Linked DNA regions of Homo sapiens: region 2 is linked to region 1. The links are chromatin loops, found by intact Hi-C in ENCODE. Cell type or tissue: mammary epithelial cell. All regions are shown on one strand. Links, peaks and the distances in the headings refer to the core of each region. The heading gives the core; the rest is flanking DNA. Region 1 overlaps TEX41 (testis expressed 41). Region 2 overlaps TEX41 (testis expressed 41).

Region 1 (9,045 bases), core at 2,679-6,678:
CTGTGCTATAGGTTGACTAAAAGAAATACCACTCACTTTGGGCTTCCTACTCTCCTTTCTCTTTTACCTTTTGGGTCCAAAATATGGAACACGGTCAATGAAAAGAGGTGGCCCAGAATAACTGCTTTCCAGGAAGCCATAAATCATGTGTGATTAAAGTAATTGGCAACAATAGAAAGAAAACATGTTCCTGCTTTGACTCTTTCATTTGCACATGAGAGGAAGCTGGTCACCATTTGAGATCACCATAGGTTTATGAGAGATAATGCTTTATTTGAATAGAAAAATGAAGCCTCTTACTTGTCCCTTGAGAATGTGGGGCTCAGCAAGTGATATTATATGGCCACGTCACCCTGCTGAAATGTTCGTTTATATGGCTTCTAAACGAGGGGTGCTTCGCCAGGGACTTTGACCCATGACTGTGCACATAGCTTTACCCCCTTGCCGTCTGGGTGATTGTGGCTATTTCCAATATGGGCAAGTGTTATATGATTATTTTATCTCTTACTGTAAAGCGTTTTGAGAGCCTTTGTATGAGAGGCAATATAAAAATAAATTGAATTGAACTATGGCTTCACCTCCTCACTTTTTAGTGCAGAAACCTTTAGAGCAAAAAGTGCAGAGCTGTGACAAAGGACAAGATTAAGACGATGTCAGGAAAATGGTTAGCTCTGGAGAGCCCTGACCCTGCAGGAGGAGTTTGAGACAGAGAGAGACAGAGAGAGACAGACAGAAAGAGAGAGAGAGAGTGAGAGAGTGTGTTTGTGTGTTTGTCACACTTTGGCTATGTGTTATTTAATGTCTCTGCACAACTAGAGAAAATCACATTTGTATTTTTATTAAGTTAGTCATTTTGAATCATGAGAGATACAGAATCTACCTGAAGCTAATGCATTTCTACTAAGACAAGGCTTGTTAATTATACAAATATATCTTTTACATAACATATTACGGTGCATTAAAAGCTGCCTGGTTAGTCTCTGAAGGGCCAAGGTCGGAACCACATCATCTAACTTTCAGAATCGACAACTGTAATAATTTTTCTTTTAAAATAAAATAATCTTGGCTTAGGGTAATAGGTTTTTCCTGCAGAAATATGATTTTGTGTTTTATGACACTGCATCAATACATTATTTTAATAAATGGCTCTTGGTTCACCAGAAGTGCTGTATTTTGACAATATCAGCCAACCTTTTCATTTGTTTAAGCAGGAAAAGTAGGGTGCCAAAATAAAGCTACTCCAGAAGAACATCTCAAGAATGTTTATGAAAACTGTTACAGCTACACTTATTAGAGTTAAAGCATAGTTCTAATTTGTCATGCAGAATTCCAGGGAAGTGAGTAATTTCTATATTTCTCTAAATGCCAGTGTTTCATATTTTGAGGTAACAATTTTGCTTGTAAATATGAAACTAGCAACATAGACTGCAATGTGACAAAATATATCAGAGATTCGTCATTATCTGGCAATAGTTGTTGGATGTGTTTGCTGCCATGCCACGAGGTTTCTTAGGAAAGTAAGTTGGGGAATGGAAAGATTTATCACCCCAAGTTATCTGACAATAGGCTTAATTTTAAAAAATTATTCAAATTATAATATTTCTCAGTGGTTAGGTCTTTGGGGGATGGCTTCCCCCACCCACTCCTCACAACCCAGAGCCTTCTCTAGCTTTCCTTGTTCCTGTCTCCATGGAGGCATTCTGAGACTCTGTAGCATTTTCATCCATAGAAGTTCAGGCTGATTTCAAGATTGTAACCACACTGACTGTTAAATTACCAAAATACAGAGAGAAAATATCTTCCTGTACCCGGAGTCTTGCTTACAACATTGCAGAGGGTGCTTTCCTCTGTAGATTTGTTGTTTATTACTCCTTTTTATCTAAAGCTCTCATCAATATTTTTGCATAGTGAGTCAGATTCTCCCAGGTATCCTGGGGATACATGGGAACATTATTATCTCCAGGCAGTAAATGGTCCCTCTGGGGCCTGAAACAATGAATACCCCTTCAAAGGTGCTTATTATCTTAGGATGGCATGGAGACACTAACAGTCATTCATTTTTGTGTCCATTCTGCTTTGTGGAACAATATGCTCTGGTTCAGAGAAGGGATGCTTCCCCACCCCAGAAAAAAGACAACAGATGAGTGTGTGTATATAATAGAATATATATATATGCATTTCTTTTTCAAGTGACTCATTTTTATACAGAATGCAGTTTAAACACAGAAGCAGGCAAAGAGCTCAGGAATGAGACGGGGGAGCGGCGTATTTTGCAATTTACTAAGTTATAGGTCCTAACAAGGCATTTGTATTTCCTCCCCCAGAATTGTATTTATTTCCTCTGTAGACCATGACTCCATTTCTTTCTTTCTTTTTTTTTTTTTTTGAGACAGAGTTCTTGCTCTGTCGCCCAGACTAGGGTGCAGAGGTGCGAACTCGGCTCACTGCAACCTCTGCTTCCCAGGTTCAAGCGATTCTCCTGCCTCAGCCTCCCGAATAGCTGGGATTACACGTCACCACACCTGGCTAATTTTTGTATTTTTAGTAGAGGCAGAGTTTCACAGTGTTAGCTAGGATGGTCTCGAGCTCCTGACCTTGTGATCCGCCTACCTCGGCCTCCCAAAGTGCTGGTATTACAGGTGTGAGCCACCGCGCCCGGCCCATGACTCCATTTCTAAATGCGTTGATCCACAGGTAAAGTTATAGTCTGAGGCTTTGCTCTATCACCTTTGTTCTCTTTCCTCCTCCTCTGCACTTACCCAGTGACTTCCTACTACCATGCTCACACCTCCTAGGTACCAGGCACATGACCATTTACTTTTGCTCAAATATGCCAGGTGTTTTCATGCCTTTGGGTCTCTGTTCATGCTGATCTCTAGGACTGAAATCACTTTAATCATCTCCGAGTATTGAAAACTCACTCATCTTCAAGTCTTTCCCCATTCAAAGTAGCAGAAATGAGCCTCAGGTTTCCATTTGCAAAATGGGAAATATATAATATCCCCTTCCTACAGTGGCTATGACAATAAAATGAAAGCGTGTGTTTGACACTGTCTAGTAAAATGCCCTGGTGTTCTTTTAATAAATCACTGCTTCCCTGAGAACCAGGAGCACTTTGTACTTAAAACGCTTTTCCTCTGCGTACACAGACAGATGGAAATATCTTTTTCTATCCCTTGTAGGCCTCGAGGAAACACTAGCATTATTTATCTATAAGTAAATAATACTTATATATTTGAGCATATAGACCTGTGGGAACTTAGTAAATATTTGATAAAATGTTCAGTGTCACAACTATCCCAAATGTTCCAGTGTATATTCTTGGGCAATTTAAATCAGTACCAATTGAACTTGAAGTTAGTCCAAGTCACTAAGTTTGTTCTTACCCCAATGACTGTTCTTTGAACAGACTCTGACAGAGAGGCATGGTATATGACATACACCTGTGCAATTTTTTGCTGCTGCATGATTTTCTCACAGAAACACAGCTCAGTGATGAATTGTTGTATGCCTAGAAATGGAACTTCACTTACAGGATCTTCTGGTATTGTGGGCCCCACCTTTACTGCTTCATTTGTGGCAGTCTTTGAGCTGGTCTGACTATATTTTCAGATAGCAGTGCCATGAGCAAAAGGTTAAAGCTGCATAGTGTGAGTGGCCCTTTACTTCAAGTAGCTTCCCTGCATGTAATAATTACGACACAGAGGAAGAAGGCAGCAATTAAAACAGGTCACTTTAGTATTGCCACATGGCAGCTGGCTGAGCATAACATGATATGCACACATGCACAAGACTTCCAGAGGTGTGGTAGGCTCCTTTAACAGAATTTCAAGACTGGTCAGTATAACTGTCTTTGCTCATTAATGGAGCCATCTGATCCATTCACAAAGATGAGGCCCAGAGACTCAGGTTTTTCTCCATGTTACTTAAGCATCCTGTGTGATATCAACTGACCAGCTGGTGGAACACAAAAAACAAAACAAAACAAAAAAGATTTCTGTCTTTCAAAAATCTGTCTAAAAACACCTCTTGATTTGTTTTCTAAATTTTGCATATTTATAAACACCCTTGTTCTTCCCCCCCTCAGGGGAGCTGACTTCTTCAAAATGTGTGTGGAAAGCTCAATTTTTGTATTGGCAGCTTCATGTCCAGCCCAAAAACCACATCCCACAAACCATTGAGAGAGGCAGGATAACCCTCAGGATGCCGTCTTTAGATTGAGATCACCTGGCTCTGAAAAAGCCTGCTCTGGACCTAGTCATTTTAGGTTTAAACCTTGCGAAACTCAGTTTCCCCAAATTGCACATACCCGTATCTCTCACCTCTGCCAATCAAACCCACAAATTTAAAAAGGGTTTGAAGGAAGGAAAAGACCACCAAATCCTTCCAAAGATCCATGGGAGTGAGTCTGTCTGTCTTTCTTTCTTTGTCTTTCTTTCTTTCTTTCCTCCTTTCCTTTCTCCTTCCTTCCTTCCTTCCTTCCTTCCTTTCCTTTCCCTTCCCTTCCCTTCCTTTCCTTTCCGTTTCCTTCCTTCCTTCCTTCCTTCCTTCCTTCCTTCCTTCCTTCCTCCTTTCCTTCCTTCTTTCTTTTTTTCTCTTTCTTTCTTTCTTTCTTTCTTTCTTTCTTTCTTTCTTTCTTTCTTTCTTTCTTTCTTTTTCTTTCTTTCAAAATAAAACAAAACAAACATTGAATTACAGTTAGATTCCCAGGCCAGGGGTTTTCAAGTTCTCACATGTCTCAATGAAAGTCAGCCTAATTGGTATAAATCGGACTTTTGTATTATAGATATCCAAGTATGATGAGTTATATTATGATACATTTCAGTGAGTCAGATACACTCTATTCAATGGTATGTTTAAGAAAAAAATAAACCTGCTTCATTTCTTCATTAGAGGATGCTTATTTATAGTGCAATATATATCTACCTCCACTGTAACATTAACGTTTTGACTGCTTTTTAACTATAAAATTTGATATTGTTGTGGCAGCTGCACTATTCAAATGATAGCTGTAGTACAGCTGTTATCAGTGAGGGAAATTTATAGCTTCCTTACACAGATAAAGATATGTGCATATTTACTTTTAGTTTTACTGCTGGTGTCCTATATTTTAATGACACGAGGTGAGATAAAAGAATATTATAATGAAGAAGTTCTTTAATTCTGCAAATACAAACTCCACACTTCATATGAAACCCTGTTGTAACTTTCTATAAATTCCCAGTCTTTTCCTTCAGTGAAACAGCCTATATCCATAAAGATCTTATATCCCGTAAGTTTACAAAGTTTGTTTTTGGCATTTCTTTTACATCAAAGGCTGGATAGAAGAAAAAGGGAAGGAGAAGGAGAGAAAAAAGTGGAGAGAGAAAGAGGGAAATGAGTGAGTAACCTAAAAGCAGTTACAACAGTTTTTAAATTTTGGTACCTAATTCCTCAAGGAAGTTAGTTGATTTGAAATTTTAGATTCAACTTCAAGTCAGTTTGGAAGCATACAGCTTGCCATTCAGTAGACAGTAAAGAAAAGGAGCAGAAAGTTGAAAACATTGTTTTCTCCAACTGACTATGTCTCTTGTTCTGTGTCTTACTATTGTCTTGAACCAATAACCTCATGACAGATGGGCAGAATCAAGAGCTCTTGGCAGTTTGGATCAGATCTGATAAGCATTCAGGTCTGTTTGGTATTGAAACAGAGTTGGAAATCACATGAAGACAGGCGTTCTCAGAAAAGTCCCATTACTGGGTATTTTCTGAAGGGTTGAAAGTATTGCTAGAAGGGTCTTTGGAGTATTTGGGGTTTCATGATTGATATCAGGCAATACATAGGTGCCCAGTGCACTTTCAAAAGTATTAATCACACTCTTTAAAACAGAGGAAAGTTTGATCTGTTATTTCATTATCTCAAAGCCCAGAAGTATCGCATATACTCATACCCTCCTCTCAGTTTTCTGTTCAGACTTGTGGCTTTAAAATGCATTATTTCTATTTACATATGAATAAACCTGTGAACTTAGCAAATACCAGTGCCCTATGGCATATGGGGTTTAAGGGAACATATCTAAATCTCCCAATTACCAGATAAGTATTTTACAGCTCTCAAAATTTCATCACATACATATTAGAAAATAAATTGGCAATTCAAAAGTTATTCAGTAAGCAGATCAGGTAATTTTACCTGTATTTATAGAAAATGAAAGCAGAAATCCTCATTATCTGTTCCTTCTATGGCTCAGTAATTGGATGGAAGCTTTGTTAGTATTTTAAGCTAATTTAATGTAGTAGGGATTGACTTTTGCACTAGAGTCTTATCTAGTTATTGTTCTTCATTCTTCAGTCATATGCAAACCACATTTCTACTAAATATGTATCAAACTGCAACTTCTAAAAAGTTCATAGGTGTCTTCTTAATAAAGTCCAAATTGCTGCCTTTCTGAATTAGACAAGACAGTTCTGGTATATGAATTATCGTTCCTGTAATAATTGCCTGCAACTGAGTAACACATGGAGAACATCTTCAGTAAATATAGAAATATCTGAGTTTGCTAAATAGTCTTTGCACTGTTTCATGATAAAGCTATGCCAGTCAATTAATTCAGCTCTCGGGGATGTGAACACATAGTACAGCATATACTGAAACGAGGGAATTGGGATCTGCAACTTAGAACAAATTAGACATCTTTAGGAGTCAAGCAGATATTCAATTGCCATCTTATTTCTCCACGCAATAAATGTCTTGGTTTAAAAATATTTATCAAGAATATGAATAAAACTTCAAGATAAGTATTTTTTACCACCCCAAACCCCACCATCTTGCTTCACCATTCCCCACTTCCCACCAATATGGCCTGGCAACCTGTGTCAAAGGTTTTTTTTTTTTTTTTTTGAGACAGAGTCTCGCTCTGTCACCCAGGCTGGAGTGCGGTGGCATGATCTCTGCTCACCACAAGCTCCGCCTCCCGGGTTCACACTGTTCTCCTGCCTCAGCCTCCCTAGTAGCTGGGACCCGCCACCAAGCCCGGCTAATTTTTGTATTTTTAGTAGAGACAGGGTTTCATCATGTTAACCAGGATGGTCTCGATCTCCTAACCTCGTGAACCGCCCGCCTCGGCCTCCCAAAGGGGTTTTTGGTTTTAATTAATATTTTACCAGAGTCCATTTTAAAGACTATGGACATATGGGTTCTATTTTCAGGTGTTTTCTAAATAAATTTTCAGTGTGTATGGGTGCTTATGGTAATTTAGTTTTCTTGTTTATGTGAAAAAACCCTATAAAAATGCCAAATATCACACATTTCTATCCCAAATTTTAATATCAAACCTTAGAACTGACAGCACTTATCAAAAGTATGAAATTTTCCTTAGAGTAATACAGATGAGAAAACTTCTGGTGAAGAAAAAATCACCACATGAATAAGATCATAAATATATTTAAATTATTTTTGTCAGGTGCTTAACTGTATTTCATCCTAAAATGAGTCCTGTCAATGGATTAAAAGTAATGACATCTTTGCTGTTATAAATCCAACATGAAACATACAATCATGTAGGTTTATTTAGAATTTGAGTTTAACAATTTGAGTGCTAATTTATTTGCTTTTATTTTTATTTATTTGTTTATTTTTTTGAGATGGAGTTTTGCTTTTGTTGCCCAGGCTGGAGTGCAGTGGCACGATCTCGGCTCACTGCAACCTCTGCCTCCTGGGTTCAAGTGATTCTCCCACATCAGCCTCTCGAGTAGCTGGGATTACAGGCATGCGCCACCACGCCCAGCTAGTTTTGTATTTTTAGTAGAGATGGGGTTTCTTCATGCTGGTCAGGCTGGTCTCAAACTCCTGACCTCAGGTGATCTGCCCGCATCAGCCTCCCAAAGTGCTGGGGTAATAGGCGTGAGCCACCGTGCTCGGCCTTGTTTTTATTTTCTAGAAATTCTACTGCCTAAAGTTCTGCAAGTACTTGATTGATTGATTGATTTCAATGTAATCTATACTTTCTCCACTCAGTTGGGTCAATCTTTTTTTTTTCTTTTTTCTTTTTCTTTTCTTTTTTTTTTTTTTTTTTGAGACGGAGTCTCAATCTGTTGCCCAGTCTGGAGTGCAGTGGTGCAATCTTGGCTACTGCAACCTCCACCTCCTGGGTTCTAGCCATTCGCCTGTCTCAGCCTCCTGAGTAGCTGGGATTACAGGTGCCCACCACCATGCCTGGCTAATTTTTGTATTTTTAGTAGAGACATAGTTTCACCATGTTGGCCAGACTGGTTTGGAACACCTCACCTCAGGCGATCTGCCTGCCTCAGCCTTCCAAAGTGCTGGGGTTACAGGCATGAGCCACTATGCCCGGCCAATCATTTTTAATTGGATCATCTGATCACTGGCTATTTATTAACTGCAACTTAAGTAAACTAGCATTTATCCAATTTCAATGTTTGAAGGAGTTTGTAAATGGTCTCCATATAAAGCAGGCAGGAAAAGTTGAAGGATTGACATTTTTTCAAATGCATTTTCAGTTAGAGTGAGTTGTCTCTTTTCTCACAAAGAATGGCTGCATTATTCTTTGCTTCCAGGTTGTGACTGCATTTGAGGATGAGTCAGTGGGGAGTGGTGGTGTGAAAAGATCATTGAGAAACCCTGGTTCTCTCCTGGGAATTTGAAAGCATCATAGTATGCAATTCCTACAGCAAGCCTAGAAAATAGTAGAATTGGGCATGCTGGGTAACTAAAGATTAGAGAAGCTAGGTAATTTTATGTATTGCTATCTAGCTTATAAGATACACAGTGAAAATTCAGGAGCTACCAGAGATTCATTGAGACTTTAGAGAAATGCTCTCTGGTAGACAGATGTCAGCCACAAATACAAGCGAGCCAAATATGTAATGTTAAGTTTTCTAGTCACATTCAAAAGAGTAAAGGGAATCAGGTGAAATTAATTTTGATACTATACTTTATTGAATATACCTACTTTTAATTTCAACATATAAGAATAAAAATTATTAATGAGATATTTCTATTATTTTTTTCATGCTAAGTCTTCATAGTTCAGTGTGTATTTTCAC
Region 2 (9,045 bases), core at 2,639-6,638, 110 kb after region 1:
AATTAGAATTAGGCATTTTAATCTTCCATGACCATCTTTATCAAATGATTATGTTAAAAAGTGTAGTTGTTAGGAGCACAGGTTTTGGAGTAAGGGTGAGAGGACTCTTCTTTGAAATTCCAGCACTGATACATAAGAAGCTTTGCTGTAATGGCAAGTGAAACCCCCAATTTCAGTGACCACATTTATTAAAAAAAAAAAAAAGAAAGAAACACTTTAGAGTTTTGTTTTAAGGATTAACTGAAATAATAGGCAATGCTTAAGTGTAGTGTCTGCTACAGAAAAAGTACACAATACATCACAGGTATTTATCATTATAATTTGAATCATTGTTTCTTTCTGGGTTTTATTTGCCGGGAATTTTTCTCTTCTTTTATACTTCTTGAATTTATTTAATATTTACATTATCTTTTTCTTTTATAATAAATCATTTTCTACTTTTATCTTCACTATTATCTTTCTTCTATTTCCCTTAAGTGGGTTTTCTTTTTCTAACTTCTTGAATTGAACTCTTGGTTTATTTTCATTTTTTTCTTATTTAATTGCAAAAATATTACAAGGCTGTGATTTTGTCTCTTCATACCACCTTGGCTGCATCTCATAAAAGTTAAAATGTAATATACTAATTTTTATTATTTTCTAAATTATCTTTAACTGTTAACTTTTATTTCTTTTTTGGTCTGAACAAAGTTATTTAGAAAAATTATAGCAACTTTTCTAATGGTTAGAGTTTTTGCTTGTTTTGTTTCTTTAGCCTTTTATTATTATTTCTTATATTATTTTATGTTAGTCAGACAATGTACCCTAAATAATTTCTGCATTGTGGAATATACTAAAATATTTTCCAAAACTCTACATGCCTATTTTTTCTGCATGTTTTATAAATATGATATATTCTATATTCTTTGTAGAGTTTATAGTGAAAGTACATTTTTAAATTTAATTTAATTATATATATATATATATATATATATATATATATATTTTTTTTTTTTTTTTTTTTTTTTTTTCCTTGAGACAGGGTCTTCCTCTGCCACCCAGGCTGGAGTGTGCAGCAGCATGACCGTGGCTTACTGCAGCTTCAACCTCTCAGGATTAGGTAATCCTCTTACTTTGGCCTCCCAAGTAGCAGGGACTACACATGTGTATTACCATGCATGGCTAATTTTTTGCCTTTTTTGTAGATATAGGATATTGCCATGTTGTTCGGCTGCTCTCAAGCTCCTGGGTGCAAGCAATCCATTTACCTTGGCCTCCCAAAGTGCTGAGATTACAGGTGTGAGCCACTGTGCCCAGTTGAAAGTATATTTGTTAATTTAACTGTATTAGTTAATTTTCAAATGGTCTCCATTTTTCTCTTGATCTACTAGAGGCATCAATAACAGAACAGTGTTAGTCCTCTATAAAAAACTGTTTCTGTACATTTTTAACATTATGTATTTGATTCCATTTTCTTAGCCTATAAAGATTTGTGGTGACCTTTTCACTACTTTATTTGAAAGTATACTTTTTCTGTATAAATGGCTTTTTGTAATTGGATTGCTTTTCCTGCAATATGCTTTTGGTTTAAATTAATATTTTCATCTCTACAATTGAACAAATGGACAACTTTTTCTGGGTAAAAATAAAAGATATCTGAAGAGACAGGAAAGATCAAAGTCCATCATGATACATTTAGAGCAGAGTAACTGCCCTTGTTCTCTTCTGAAGGGAACATCTTTGCCTAAAGAATTTTCTGCTGACATGCAGTTGATAACATGCAACATTAGCATGAAAAGTTGTGAGAAGGAAGGATTTGCTCTTGACTAGTTAAGAAATAGGCTTAACAATTCACAAATTTCTTATGAGATTAGACTTTAATACCTAATAGTCACCTTTGTCAAGGAAAATATATTTGACACTGTGGGAAATAATTGCAATTTATGGAAATGTTTTGAACCAAGGAAAGAAAAATAAAAAAGATTGCTAATCAGAGAATGGTTAATATGAAGTTGACTCACTGTACTGGAGGGAAGAGGGATCTTGACCAGCTCATCCTCTGGTCTTTCTCTCAGACAAGACTTTGTTTGGCTCCCTAAAGTCATACTTCATCATCACAATTAAAATTCTTTTTACATAACACTTTAAAAGAGAGACTGCAGTTCATCCCACAGATACCTTTTCACAACTATCATTTTTAGATATCTAACTACATTTACGAATCCTTGCTTAATGCTTTTTTATTTGTTCCTATCTTCTTTTTCCAGTCACAGATGGTAGAGGACAGGACTGTCTTGAGTTTAGTTTGCTGTGTAGTAGGCTTAGCACAGAAACATGCTGTAAAGTCTATCATGATGTGTTGCTGTCTCCTTTTACAAATATTATCCTTCCATAACTCTTCTCACTTTTCCTCCCAAAATGAGCAGAATAATTGATGGTAGTCCAAGTGTTAGGTAAAAAGGTAACCTATAAAGGACAGAGAAGTTTTCACTTTTCCTTTAAATCTTCAATCCTGAGCCAAAATTATTTAAAAACTGTATTTGACAAGGCCATAATATAAATATAGTTTGAAATATTTTCATAAAATTTGCAATTGCATAGTTAATTGGGCGAGAGGGAGTAGCAGACAGTTAGGTTAGATGTAAGTTGCTGTATCATCTCATCAAAGAAATCTAAGTAGCCTCTTTGTCTCAATCTATCCATTAATTTTCAAATACATTTCAACCACTTCAGAATCTACTGATTACTGAATGAGCTATTATCTATGTAGTCTGATTTTGGTGGGGGTGGGGAGGGCGCTTAAAAGGAAAATTGTCTTGAACATGCAGTACCTGGTAGAGGTTTGAATAAAACAAGGCCAAAATATACTGGCTCTATCTCAGGACATCCAGGATCCCTGAATAGTCTGTAATTAAGGAGGAGTTGGAGGAGTGGTGCTTGCATTATGTAAAGGAGGGATACATAATTGAATTAAGCAGTGGAGGAAGGGGAAGAAAACAAAGATCAAAGCCAAGTAACATCAGTTCCTGTTCTTGGCAATGACATTTATGATGAAAAAATTTCTTTTGTTATTTTGCATATTATACCACTCTTCTTCAAATGAATACACTACTGCAAAATTTGTAATTTACACAAAGTTCTTTTGAATATTTGAATGTTAAAGGAAAGCTTTACCAGGTTTAGCTTTAGGAGGTCTAGAAATCTCTCCTAATACTTCCTGTGTGGGCCTTTATGTTGGAACATGAAAGCAGCTGACAATGTAAAGAGAAAGAAAACCCTTAAGATTGAACATAGTTACTGGTGTCCCACACATAAACCGTGCAGTTGGGAGTAGCCTCTGGGGGCCATTTCCAGGGAAAGCCTCACCTGGAGAGGTCAGAACCTCAGGATTTTAAAAGCAAGGGGCATGCTTCATTACAATGTGGGCTGGAGGTGAGCAAACATCCCATCACTCTGTAGAGAGGCTGTTTCAAGGCTCACCCAAGTGTTCAGACATAAATACACAAGCAGGAGGCCCTTTAGAAAGAGTTCAGACAAGTTATATACTACCTGAATGTGAGCCAGGCCAAACTGCTCGGGCCTGAATTAAAAGGAAACAGTTTATAGGCTGTAGGGCCACTTACCAATCCATCTTTTTCACTGGGGAGAAAAAAAATCCCTTTTGCAGAGGTGATGAAAACCTGTATTAAAAGGTGACACAGAAAGAAAAAAAAGGGCTAAGCCAATTGGTTAAGTATTTCAAAAAATGAGAAAAAAAAAACAACAACAACATGATTTTTAAACTATTTAAGTGGAAAGGGCAAAAAGGGAAGAATAATTATGGTACATTCTATGATTAGTAGTTCCAGGCCAAATAATAATGACAGCAAAGAACACTTAGAAAAATTTAAGAATTATGTTATTTTTAAGTAGACATCTGTTTTTATGATAGCTACATATATGAATATGTTGATGAACCCTTTACAATAGCGTGAGATGTGAGGTTTGTAAAATTCAAACGCAGCCAATTAAGTAGGCCCATAGCTAAAGCCAATGCTCTTGAAAAGTCTAGAAAGGAGAAGTCTAGCCAAAGCACAATTTATGAATTGGTAATTGCTCTGTTCTATTATGGATATTAGTCTGTAAATGACCTTTGACATACTTCAGGCTCTCTTATGCACACAAGCCCATGGGCACTTGCAGATACATGCACACCTCAATGTAGATCATAAATGTTTATTACCATTGCCCATTATAGATTGAAAATAGAATGCACAATAATACACATAGAGTATCATATTAGTGGTCTTTGAAAAGTGCCCATAAAGGACATATCTTATTCTTTTGCATTAATGTAAAACATATAAGAGGAATTGCTACATGGTGCTGTGACCAGAAGGGATGGAAATGTGTCACCCCGATCCCCCTACAAGATAGGACTTGTTGACTCAATTGCTGGAAGACAGCCTCCATTAGTCAGCTCCTCCAGGGTTTCCAAAGTTTTATGTGAGCTGCGTGTTCCAAGACATGTTCTTGCCCCACCCTACTCCTTGCCCTGATACAATGATTGATTGAGGCGGATGTAAATATCCATCATATTCTGCCTAAGGCAGGAGAACTCTGAAGGGCTCTATATGCACCTGAGCTTTTGGCCAAGGTTTTATTAGACCTCCATGGGTGTTCAATTTCTCCCTCTGACCAATGCTACCTCTTATTCTGATGTACTTGACTTATCAAAATCATTCTTAGTGCCTTCTTCCAAGAAACCTGGAATATGGTCCTGGAAATAAGACCATATTAAAAGGATTTCAGTAAGTATTTTGTGCATCAAATTTATTTTATAAGTTGGGCAATGAAATTACAAAAGGAAGACAACCTGCTTAGGTTGAATAGTGTGTGACACATTAGGTATCAGGGCTATTTTCTAGTCTTTTGATTACCACTCACTCTTTTGATTGTGAGACTTATCAGGGACATTCGATGAGAATGCATAACATTGTAAGTTGTATTCAATTAGCAAGTGAAAATCTAGGCTATCAAGTAACTATAGTTGCATATTAAAATTATAGACAGGGTAACTAATAAACTAGAACATAGAGGCATATTAAATAACTTGAGTCACCACTGGCTCTATCTTTCTCTACATTTTCAGTAGCATTATGTAGCTAGAAGGGATCTTGGAGAACATGTAGCTCAAGTCTTTCAATGGTACACAAGCAGAACCTGAAAGTGTATGATCTCAGAGTTAAACATGAAAAGTAGACAAGATACTTTGATAAGAAATAGATAAACCCAAAGACAGTCAATGCATTACCTGGTATTTGGGGGGTAGGTATGGAGTTAAGGACAATACAAGGTATTACCTTCAGGTGGGTTCATCAGTTTTTTAGATAACGATTGAATACACATTTACTTCCCTTAACATGGAAAAAGGGCAGATGAAACTACATGACATGTCCTGTTGTTATCTTAGTTTCATGTATTTCAAACCTTTAAATTGAGTCAAATATAATCATTGAGATCATGGATGTTTATTTGGTATCCAGTATGTGCTAGGAAATGTTCTAGGTGCTGGGAATACGGTGATAAGTAAACTCCTAAAGTCTCTGACCTCATGGAGCTTATATTCTGATAGAAGATACATGATAATTAAGTAAGCAAGTAAGTAAATAAATGTAGCTCATATATATTAAAATGTCAAGTATGTTTTAGCAATAAAAATGAAGTAAGGTAAAAGGATAGTGTATTAGTGAAGGTTCTCTAGAGAAGCAGAACCAATGGGAAATGTAGATAGATGGATAAATGGATACATAGATGGATAGATGGATGGAAGGATGGGGTGGATGGATGGATAGACAGATAGATGATAGATAAATGGATGGATGTACACACACAGATATATAGAAAGAGATTTATTATCAATGAAGGATTAGCTCAGAAGCCTATAGAGGCTGAGAAATCCTATGATCTGCTGTCTGCAAGCTGGAGGCCCAGGAAAGCCAGTGGTGCAGTTCCAGTTCAAGCCTAGAGGCCTGAGAACCGAGAGAGCCAAGAGATATAGGTTCCAGTCTAAATTCAAAGGCCTGAGAACTGGGGGCCAATGATATAAGTCCCAGTCAGGTTCTGAAGGCCCAAGAACCAGGGTTGCTAATATCCAAGGGCAGAAGGAAATGGATGTCCCAGTTTGAGCAAAGAGAAAAAATTTGTCCTGTCTCCACTTTTTTGTTCTACTGGGGCCCTCCACAGAATGGACGATGCCCATACCCATTGGTGAGGGTGATCTTCCTTACTCAGTTTACCAAATCAAAAGCCACTCTCTTTGGGAAACACCCTCAAAGACACACCCAGAATTAATGTTTTATGAGCTTCTTGGCATCCCTTAGATCACTCAAGTTGATACATGCAATTTACCATTACAGCCAGGTGTGGTGGCTCACACCTGTAGTCCCAGCACTTTGGGAGGCCAAGGCAGGAGGATTGCTGAAACCCAGGACGTTGAGGCTGCAATGAACCAGGATCGTGCCAAGGCACTCCAGCCTGAGTGACAGAGCAAGACTGTCTCCACCTCCAAAAAAATACTTAACCATTACAGACATTGACATGGCAGAATATTCTAGGTGGGATTGTTAAAAGTTATACTCTGGAAGATTAAATTTGGGTAGAAAGGTGGTTGAGGAAAGAAAGTGAGCCATGCAAATATCTGGAATACAAGTATTCCAAACAGAAAGTAAAAGCCCTGATATAGGAAGGGTTTTGGGGTGTAGAGGAATTTGAAGGCAAGGGTTGTTGGAGTGCAGTGAGTGAGTTGAAGTATGATAGGAAATTAAGTCAGAGTGGTTGTCAGAATCTCATGACTTAGAAGCCATGATAAGGATTTCAAATTTTATTCTAAGTATAATGGGAAGGCATTGGAAGGTTGAGGGTAGGAACATGATATAATGTATCTTTTAGAAAGATCACAGACAACTGTGTGGAGGCCAAATTATAGAGAGTAAAAATATCATAGAAGCAAGTAGTATGAGGAGTACTGAGAGACTATTGCAGTAGCACAGAAAAATGATGGTACTGGCTTTGCTTATGGTGATAGCCACGGAGATGATAAGTTGTTGAATTTTAAATATGTTTTGATTAGGAACTGACAGTTTTGCTGTTGATTTGGATTTGGGGTGTGAGAGAAGGAGAGCAGTCAACGATGACTCTCAGGTTGTTTTTTTTTTTTCTGAGCAACTGAGTAGATGATTGTTCATTTACTTAGATGGTGGCCACTATGGGAAGAAATCAATTGGTGCCATAAGTAAGCATTGAACTATTGCCAATGGTTCATCTGTGGCATGATTATGTTTTCAGATCTCTCCTGATCCAGTTATGGCTCTACTTTTGCTTATTAGTGCTCCACCATTTAGTTGGGGTCAAAACAAGTACAAAACAAGAATCTGACATGCCAGAGTGCCAAAAGAGAGAGAGAAAAAAGGAGAACTGGAAAGCATAAGATTGTAGGATTGAGAAGCAATGATTATGGTGTTTGTCTTTTTTTTTTTCTGGAATAGTTGCAACAAAGCATACGAGATGTTCTGCCCTTCTATAAGGAATGTAGAAAATATAATACAAGGGTTCTTTTAAATTCTATAATGTTCCCCATTTTTATTGATATTTTCCTAAAATGAAATAGAAATGAATAATGCAAATAACTTTTCTGATTGCAATTTTCATTTCTATTCCTCAAAATACAGTGCTTCACCCACAGCTGTATAATATTCATTGGCAAAATAAACAAATATAAGAAAATTTTCTGATTACCCTCTTCTCCTCACAGCATTTCCCTGATGTCTTTGGTAAAGGACTGCTTTATCTATGGCTTCATGTATGTTTGTGAGAAGGAATGTTGGTTGCAAGTATTTGAAAGTTGTGTGTTTACATTTAAATTTCCTTCGAAATTTCAGTCACACTACTTATGCTAGTTTATCTCAAAAAATACTCATAAGGTCACAGATATTGCCTCAGCTAAGATCCTCTGAGAATTTGAAGCCTCACTGGGTCTCAATGCCAAGAGAGTAATATTTGAATAGTTGATGTTGACTAATTCTACTACCTACCATACCATCTTTCATCCAACCAGCAACAAATTCCTAAAAAATACATTCTTTGCCAGTTCTGCCAAGATAAATATGCTTTTGCCTTAGGAAAGTTTTGCCAAAAGCAGGACATGTTGGTGAGAAGCCCTTATCAAAATCATCATCCCATTATTATAATCATTATCATCATCACATTATCATTGTCATCATGTCATTATCTTGGGGTGGGAGGCAAGAAAAGCTTGTGATAAGATGATACATTTCTTAGACACACAGAGTATTTCTACTCTGTTTTCCACACGTCTCATAGACTCTGTGCCTTGAGATCTTTTAATATGCATGTTCAGAGACTTGTGGTTATAATAAAGCGAAACTTAATTGATGTGCTGCAGTAATATGTAGCTCCAACTAACTCTTATAAAGTGACAGCCCATCTACAGAGAAAAATTCCAATCCTTAATTATTATTAATATAGCTATCTACGTGATTTAGCTCTGAAGCCATTTCAATGGGCATTGCATTTTCAATATAGGTCAATTAATTTCGTATTAGTTGCTGTTATTATGTTGCCCCAATTGACCTATTTCATATTTGCAAGGCTCCACTGTAGAGGAGAAAAAGACAACAGAGCAAACCTTTCCTTTTAAGCTGCTGTAATGTCCCATCTTTCTGGAATTGCATTCAGAGTAAGGATTTTGCATGAAAGGGTTTCAGGAAGTTACAAAACTCCTTTACATGGCCTGTTGGATCTGTGTACAATTTCTAGCACTACCCAGAATAAATACCAGGAGACTGGTGTGGTTTATAGAAGAGTTTATAGAGAAAAAAAATCCACCCACCAGCTCCCAAGCTGAGGATTACAACCAGGTCCCTGCTGCCAAGTTCTGTGTTTAGGTAAAGCATGAGAAAATCTGCCATTTTTTTTTAAATCACAAAAGGGTTTCTATAGATGGAGCGGTAAGAAGCTGACAGCTTTTTATGCATAAAAGGCAGCTGTTCCTTCTCAGGTAATATT

What was found. Hi-C counts contacts between places; a loop is a spot of excess contacts. Peaks named below come from ENCODE experiments on the same cell type or tissue, not always from the same donor. Only the 100,000 strongest peaks of a DNase experiment are listed, where the experiment ranks them.
Region 2: a loop joins it to region 1, with 2.9 times the contacts of the local background. A loop is called at or near these places in 1 of 110 quality-filtered maps.

The regions. Positions count from the first base shown.
Region 1 is chr2:144,942,792-144,951,836 of GRCh38, forward strand. The region is part of intron 3 of TEX41 (testis expressed 41); the gene reads left to right. Among named protein-coding and RNA genes, the nearest start is that of LINC01966, 65 kb to the left of the region's middle. In mammary epithelial cell, for the core only: no CTCF peak of the experiment used is centred there; a DNase peak (open chromatin) is centred at 4,770; H3K27ac peaks cover 2,780 bases.
Region 2 is chr2:145,056,630-145,065,674 of GRCh38, forward strand. The region is part of intron 3 of TEX41 (testis expressed 41); the gene reads left to right. All of the region lies in intron 3 of LOC100505498 (a long non-coding RNA gene), which reads left to right. Among named protein-coding and RNA genes, the nearest start is that of LINC01966, 180 kb to the left of the region's middle. In mammary epithelial cell, for the core only: no CTCF peak of the experiment used is centred there; a DNase peak (open chromatin) is centred at 4,442; H3K27ac peaks cover 815 bases.